Linked DNA regions of Homo sapiens: region 1 is linked to region 2. A link is a loop called in an ENCODE intact Hi-C map of the cell type or tissue named here. Cell type or tissue: PC-9. All regions are shown on one strand.

Region 1 (4,000 bases), 180 kb after region 2:
ACCTGTGGTTCATTTAGTGCTTGGTAGATGCCATCTATGTTGTAATTACTGTAACATGTTTACACTTAGGATTCTGGATCTAGAGCTACCTTCTCCCAAGGAGCAGGATCTCAGCTTTCCCTTTTCTTTTGGAGATAATGTAAGCAGCTGGTAGAAGAGCTTTGAGTTGAGGGGTATAATAGGGGGATTATGAGGCATTGTGTTGGGGCAGAGGACAGAGGGAGCAACTCTGCAGAGTCAGGGAGGCTCCAAAACGGAAGTGACCTTTTGCCCTGGGTTTCTATTACAACTCACTGGAAAATGGTTTACAATGCTGATTTGCACAAATAATACCAAAGGCAAAGGAAGAAACGAAGAAATCCCAGGCTGACTCAGATATAGATCACTCGTGTCTATGAGGAAATCTTGACAGCTTGTGTCAAAAGTTCACTCTTCGTGACTCAAATGGGTGCAATACCAGAAAAAGAGAACCTGATTAGATCAGTGGTTCCCAGACCCCTAGAATGGGAGGACAACTTTGTAATGACCTTTTCTCTCAGATTTTTTCCTAAAAAAGAAAGTGTACTTTTAGAAAAGAATCAATTAAATGATTAAGAACAAAAGTTACTAGGAATTCAGTATCAATTGCATATGAATTTCCATTTTGTTCAGTGAAAATTTGCATTTGAAAATAGTAATTTTAAATGTGAAAATGGTAATAAATATGCCAAAGGTGGTTACGACTTTCAATCTATATGGATTCTTGGGCTTCCTGCAGTCACTTTAAAGTCTCCTGAAGTCCCTTTGCTGTACTTTAGGGTCCAGTGATCTGGGTTTTAATTAGAAGCACTCTTTCAAAGGATTTCTTAAAAAAATTAACAAGTGAAAAGAATTGTACAATTTTAATTTAATTAAACATTTGTTTATTTCATAGATAGTCTCCTTATCCGCATTGTTTTTTAAAATCCCTCCCACCATGTTTTATCCACATTGTTTTTTAACAATCCACAAAAAACAGCAACGATCAATTAGCTGATAACATATTACAACCACATAGAGGCCTAATTTGCTCCTGTTTTAAAAGCATATTAGTGCTAGTTGTGCTCATTAATGGTTACGGTTCTATTAATCAGGAACAAATCCATGTCATCTGAATTTTCTTGCCTCTTGCAACAAGGTAAGCACAGATGGTAGATGACACGGGAGGTGAGTCGCTCTGCAGGTCGGCGCTGCCCGAGTGATCTGTTAGGTGTGTGGATGCACAGACCACACGGTGTATTTCCGGAATGTCTGAAAATGTGGGCCACATGTGACCAACAAGATAATTATGAAACCTGACTGCTGGATATGCTGATGCAGCCAAAAAACATCAAGGACTGTGAGTGAGTTTGGAGGTGGGAGCAGAGAAAATTTCTGCAATGTGTAAAAATGGACCGCTCTCAGAGAAAAGGAGCATTTAAATTCTGCCCAGTTTACGGGTTTCCAGTTCCTGTCCTTTCTCCTGCTCATATCTGCATCTTTCTGATCTCCCGGGAAATCAGCCGCTGCTCTGCCCGGTCAAGCCCCTCCTTCCGGAAGAAGGGCTGAGGCAGGAATGACTCATTGCCAGGGAGTGCCTTATAGAACCGGGTGAAAAGGCAGTGTGACAATATGACTGTGAATTTCTTATCAGTGTAGGCTCACCAGTGATGAGATTAAATGGAAAGAACGTATCCTGCTGTCATCAAGGCCAGTATCATAATCAACTTTTATGATTTATCAGCATTGTAACCTGGGGCTATTACTGCAAGTTTTGAGCCTCCATTTTCTCATCTCTAAAGCAGAGTCACAGGGACCAGGTGCAATGGCTCACACCTGTAATCCCAGCACACTGGGGGGGCCAAGGTGGGAGGATCACCTGAGCCCAGGAGTTCAAGATCAGCCTGGGCAACATAGTGAGGCCTTGTCTCTATGGAAAAAAAAAATAGTAACAATAAAAATGAAAAAATAAAGTAAAATAGAGTCATTGCCTCATTACAGGATTGGATGTGGACTAAATACGATCATATGTGTGAAGTTACAGGAAAAGCCTTGTGGAGCAGGATTAGAAAGAACAGAATGGGATCTAATTGAGATGAAATGAAGACCTCCTAACAATTTCTTATGAAGCTTCCTAAATCTCTTGCATGTGACAGTGTAAGTCTCTTTTCATTCCATCTACCCTTAAGCTTCCCCAGTGGTGAAGAACTGTAGAGCAAAGAGCAGCTTTCGAGGGGAACACTGCCTCGGCCCTCACCTTCGTCCAGGGCTTAACCACTGGACACAACTCAGAATCTTGCATTTATTCTTAATTTAAAGCCTTATTCCAGCCTGAGATGCAGTTCCCTTAGCTTCCTGCTGATCTCTCCTTTAAAATAGTCTCTTTCTCAAATCCAAAGTACACTGAGGTGTGGGGGAGATAACAAAAAGTGAGCTTCATTGACAGGCTCAAGAGGGTCACGTGCATTAAGAGACTGTACAATTCACAGGCCAAGCACGAAGGCCACAGACAGCCTTGAACGTGGGAGTTAAAGTGAGGGTTCTGGGGCCACAATGCTCAGATTGCGTTTAAGCTCTACCTCCTATTAGCTGTGTGACCTTAGCTCTTGATCAAGACAACTTTATCTTTATATATCAGCTTCCTCATCTGAGAAGGATAATTATACCATTAATATCACTGGTTTCCCATGACAATTCAATGAAATGATAGATAAAAAGGGCTTAGACCAGACCTCAATTAATAGAAGGTGTTAATTTTAGCAATAGCTGTATGGCTTAAGAGTTCCTGTCATCCAAGTAACAGGATCAGAGGACACTGTGGCATTAGCATAGCAACATTGGTGGGGACAGCAGGGATGTCGGATGGCGTCTGATTGTCAGGGTTAGTTCGTAGGGTCAAACTCTGCAGCTGCTTTAGAAGAGTGCTGTCGTGTGGGAGATTCGCTCTGTGCATTGGTAGACTATAAGTACAATCCTAAGAAAGTGATCCCACAGGTGACTGAACAGAAAAAATCATAGACCAACTTAAACTTTTCATAGACCATGGTGTATTAATCAGTTTGCATCTAGACCCAAGGGAGAGTAGATGGGGTAAGTTAACAGTTAGGATAGGGTGCAAATGGGGTGGAGGAGTCGTACTCCTGAATCCCAGGATGTGCAGTGTTTCTACACGCACAGGCTCTCTCTCAATGCCACATCCATCTTTCCTGCAGATGGAGTAATTGAGGTTTGAGCAAGATGTCCCGGGTTAATAGCACTCATTTGGTCTCCTGGAGAGACACAGGGATAAGTAAGCCTGGAAGATGGCTGTGGATTGTCCCCAGCTAGCTGAACAGCCCTGGGATTTATTGCATTGCTGGGGCAGAAGACTCTGGGACCAGAGTGGGTGTCACCAGTCGGCGGCTAAGTCAAGGTCTCAGGCATACCGAGTGCTCGTGTATATTTAGTGTGTCCTGAGAAAGGACTGAATGTTTCTTGTATATTTGCTGTATCATGGCTCGTCCATATTTAGAGTAACTTGGATACTTCCCACCCTGATGGCTTATGTTTATTTAGTGTCTTGAGAACACTGGGTGTCTCTTGATCCTTCCCTTCTTTTCTATGTATGTTTAATACCCATTATTCCATTCACTAACGACCTTAACAAGCTCATGGGTTGCATCCATCCCACTTGTCTTCTTGTTTCTATAGTAAGTTATTAAATAATGTAAAGTGTGTATTGGAGTTTACCTATTGGGCGGCGGCCTTGAGGAACTATTTAGCATGCATATTTCCAGTCTGGATAAACAGCCAATGAGCAGATTTGGAGGTCACCCAAAAAGGTCCTGAAGTTAGAATATCTAACCAGCAACCCATCCAATAGTCTGTAGGCAGCACATAATAGACTTTCTACAAAAGTTTGCTAAATTAATAAATGGTTAATATTTTCAAGCACAAAAGAATTATCTTAAGTGTTTCTGTACCTATTCATAACTTTCACTGTGGCTTCACATCAAATATCTGT
Region 2 (4,000 bases):
TGCAAATCTCCATTCAAAAACTCACGTTGTACCAGAAGAAAGAGCAATATATTTTCTATGAGCTAATTTAAATGGTATTTTGGGACCCCTTCCTGCATAGCTGGCTGATATGGTCTGGTTCTGTGTCCTCACCCAAATCTCATCTTGAATTGTAATCCAAATTGTAATCCCCATGTGTTGGGGGAGGAACCTTGTGAGAGGCGATGAGATTGTGGGGGCAGTCACCTCATGCTTTTCTTGTGATAGTGAGCGTGTTCTCGTGAGATCTGATGGTTTTATAAGACGGTTTCCCTTTTTTGCGTGGCACTTGTCATTCCTGCCACCGTGTGAAGAAGAACGTGTTTGCTTCCCCTTCTGCCATGATTGTAAGTTTCCTGAGGCCTCCCCAGCCATGCTGAACTGCGAATCAATTAAACCTCTTTCCTTTATAAATTACCCAGTCTCGATAAATTCTTTACAGCAGTATAAGAACAGACTAATACCCTTGCAGGACCATTTGACCTCAGTGTATCTTGACTTTCCCCTTCCCTCCTCTGAGACCTGTGTTCAGGGGGTCTGAGGAAGGTCAAGACCTTGGAAGTGTGAAGCCCTGTTCAAATGTTTCTTCCAAGACAGCTGTCTCAAGCTCACTGTGCCCACAGGACAGGCGCTCCTGACTCTGGGGCTCCCCTACCACACTTGGTGCATAAGGGTCTTCTCTAGGCTGCTCATGGTTCCTCCAACTGTAACCATCCCCAATCTGAGCTCTTGCCAGCCCCAAAGATCTGCTTCTGACAAATATTCATTGCTCCAAGATCCACAGAACTCCATTCTTACCAGCGTGCCTCCAACCAGCCTTGACCATCTCTTTCTTGGCTTGAGAAAATCTTTCTCTCTTCGTGATTATTGCAAGGATATTTTGTCTGCAACAAAGGTTAGGTAATTTTAGAAACACCATACTAGGCTTTTTGCTGGGATATGACTTTATGGAGCCCTTGAGGAAACAGGCTCAGCCCATGCTACTGGCTTCAACAGAGAGAAGAAAAGGGATCTAATATGCAGGGAAAGAAAATACAAGTTAACATCTTATCTAAAAAAAGTTCCCAGCATAAATGTTTTATTTTCCTCAAATCATCTAGGATATTATTATGGTTAACTTTTGGCTTTAATCCCTCAGATATCACAATAATTAAATTTCTCTTACTTAACAAATATTTCCTGAGCACCTCTTACGTGCCAGGGACACTGTGAATAGAGTGGGCAAAAATCCCTGGTGTTCAGGGCCTGCCTTCTAGAGCCGAGCTGAGGGACTGAAGGAAAGAAGGTTGTCGAGGCATCCCCAGTTCTACTGTCATTATGTGGTCGCTTATGGGACTTCAAAGGTTTTATGAGGTTGAGCAGAAACCAGACATGGCCCACTTTACTGGCTGATTTTTCAGGCAGTTAATGAGATTTTTCAGTAGTATAATAATTGCTTGGTCACCCAACATTAGTCATAAAAGTAAATTTGAAGAGGGGTCAGACCACAGACCACTTTTTAAAAGACCCTCCTTTACAACATTTTTTTATTAGGAAACTTTTACTGTGAAATCATAGTTAGGGAAATATTTCTTCGGTCTCAGAGAATTATCTTTCTATTCTTTCTTCCCCCACCCTAGAGGCCACCTACTTCAGATTCCCTTCGCAGTGTTTGTTAAGTGGTTATCGTTATGCATTGTTAATGCCCCAAACACAGCTTTACATAAAACAGAAAATTTGAAAAGGCACTGAATACAAAAATAAAATATTCTCAGGGTACCCTTCATGTAGATTTGCTCGGCCGGCGGAGGGAAATGGACTTTAAAATTAGGTCATTTGCGTTAGAAACCCTAAGAAGCAAAGTTCCTCCATTCTGAATGCAGAAGTTAAAATCCAGGCCATTTTAAGACAGCTGGGGCGGCAGGGAGGAGAGAGCAGGACATGTAACTTTGTGTGACAGGCCGTCATGGCAACCGCAAAGGAATCCCCACCCCAGGGTGTGTGCCATTCACAAACAAAGGTGCTACCCTGCAGTCTTCAGGGGGAAATGTCTGGCCTTTTATCTCCTGCAAATTCCCCAGGCTCTAGGGAGGCCACACAAAGCAGGGGCTTTTTTTTTTTTCTGTGCTTACTCAGTCTCACTAGAAGGGGCCCTTTCTTCCAAACTCGGTTTCCCTTCCTGCCTCCCCACCCCCCAACCCAGCTAGTTTCTGCCCTTCCTGCCTTCTCCCCCTAAGCCAGGTGTGTCACTGCAGCACATCCCCTTCCTTATATCTCTGGGGACACCCTCAGCTTCTGGATCACAGCCACCCTGCCCTCTTTCCTAAGTCAGGCTGCTAAGCGTTAGGGAGGAATTTACTCTTAGTAAATTCTCAGTTCTTAGTAGGGCACCTCCCTCCTTGCACGCCCTGCCCTAGGGTGGGGACAGAGGGTGTGTGGCCTTTACTTTGTGAGAGGTTCCCAGTTTTGCTTTTTCAACGAAAGGGAACAAGTCATTTAAAAAGATAAGCACTGAGCCAGGGTTAAGGGAGAGCACAAAAATAAGATCATTAGAAATTGCAATTGAAGCCAAGTCTAACTTCGTGTCCAAAGATCAGGATTCTTGGCCTTTGTCACCACTGCTGAGTTCTCCTTCTTAAGGGCCCAGTTTGCTTTTTATAAGCTTCAAGTGCATTGTCCTATTTGAAAGATATCTTCTGCTTAGACAAAAAGAATTCTAACTTTTATTCCTTCGTTATCACACGTCCTCGGCCCCTGATTTGATCTCGGAGCAGGGCTCCAGGCAAACAGTGCCCCCTGAACTCTCGCCTCGGCTTCCCCGGCCTCCTCCCTGAACTCTCGCCTCGGCTTCCCCAGCCTCCTCTCCTCTTTGCAGTCTGGTTGCCTGACGCACGCAGCGCATGCTTGCTTGTCACAGACTGCTAGAATGCAAAACGATGAGAATTAATGCTGTTATTAAAGGATTTTTAAATTAAATGTGCAGTTTAGAGCCAGATGCTGCCTTCTTAAAGGAAGAGAAGTTTAAGTTAAAAAATCTGACAGATATTCGTTCCATCTAGCGTGGCAGAATTTATGGTAGATTACCGTCTTTGATTTCTGTGGCCTGGGGTTGTCAGGTCCACTTGCAAATGCGCTGTGGGAAAGAGTTGCACTTTTGTAATTTGAAAACATATGGGACATATGGTAAATATTACACCCATAACTGTTACGAAGTTCTGTTTCCTTAAAGGACCTTTCTTTTTTGCCTGTACCCTCCAGGGGATTACTTGCAAGAACCCCATTATCTTTCTACCTCTATTTTCCCCTAAAGTCGATTTGCTTTATTCTGATGCTTTAGAATCCCAGTGAAAAAATCTGGAAATCGAGTGTTTATTTTTCTCCAGGCATGACAATACAATATTCTACAACCTCTGGTCTCCTCTTGAGCTAATGTTTATTTTACTTTTCATCTTTGTGTTCAAAGATACAGGCTTTTAAAAAATGAGTTTGTATGTTTTCTCTTTGAAGCCATCCTCCCCCTATTATATCTGTAAGCGGGTCAATTAAATAGGTATTGACAAGTTATTACCCTAGGCAAAACCAAAAACCAACCAAGTCTCAGGATTTAAGAAATGAGATTATAATGTGCAAAATGATAAAGGTTATCATACAGTGCAAAGTCCTATGGGAATGCAAAGGAATGAGAAATCATGTCTGATTAGAATGATCAAGAACAACTTTATTGCAGAAGACACATTTGGAATAAGCCTATTACGGATGTTGTAAGAGGCAATATGGATAACTTAGGGCTCCTGCTGGGCATGGCTGTGAGAGGAATGTGTTTGTAGGCTGCTATGTGGCATCTCCCATTGTGAGACAGCCTCCTGGATTCCAAAGTTGGAATGGTCCAGAGTGGACAATGATGAGCTGGTGGTCCCCTCAAAGATATACTCACCAGTACGTAAGTCACCTATGAATGGTGCAAGGACATAGCACGGTGTGTGGTCATTTCTCCAGATTCTCT

The links. Peaks named below come from ENCODE experiments on the same cell type or tissue, not always from the same donor. Only the 100,000 strongest peaks of a DNase experiment are listed, where the experiment ranks them.
Region 1: it touches region 2 in a loop (11-fold over the local background); 3 of 110 quality-filtered maps call a loop at or near these places.

Annotation. Positions count from the first base shown.
Region 1 is chr13:105,916,876-105,920,875 of GRCh38, reverse strand. No RefSeq gene overlaps it. Among named protein-coding and RNA genes, the nearest start is that of LINC00343, 210 kb to the right of the region's middle. RefSeq lists an enhancer at 889-2,088. In PC-9, no CTCF peak of the experiment used is centred here; DNase peaks (open chromatin) are centred at 375, 1,255 and 1,605; H3K4me3 peaks cover 1,601 bases; H3K27ac peaks cover 2,956 bases.
Region 2 is chr13:106,098,799-106,102,798 of GRCh38, reverse strand. No RefSeq gene overlaps it. Among named protein-coding and RNA genes, the nearest start is that of LINC00460, 280 kb to the left of the region's middle. RefSeq lists an enhancer at 1,638-2,505. In PC-9, no CTCF peak of the experiment used is centred here; DNase peaks (open chromatin) are centred at 2,038 and 2,338; H3K27ac peaks cover 1,919 bases.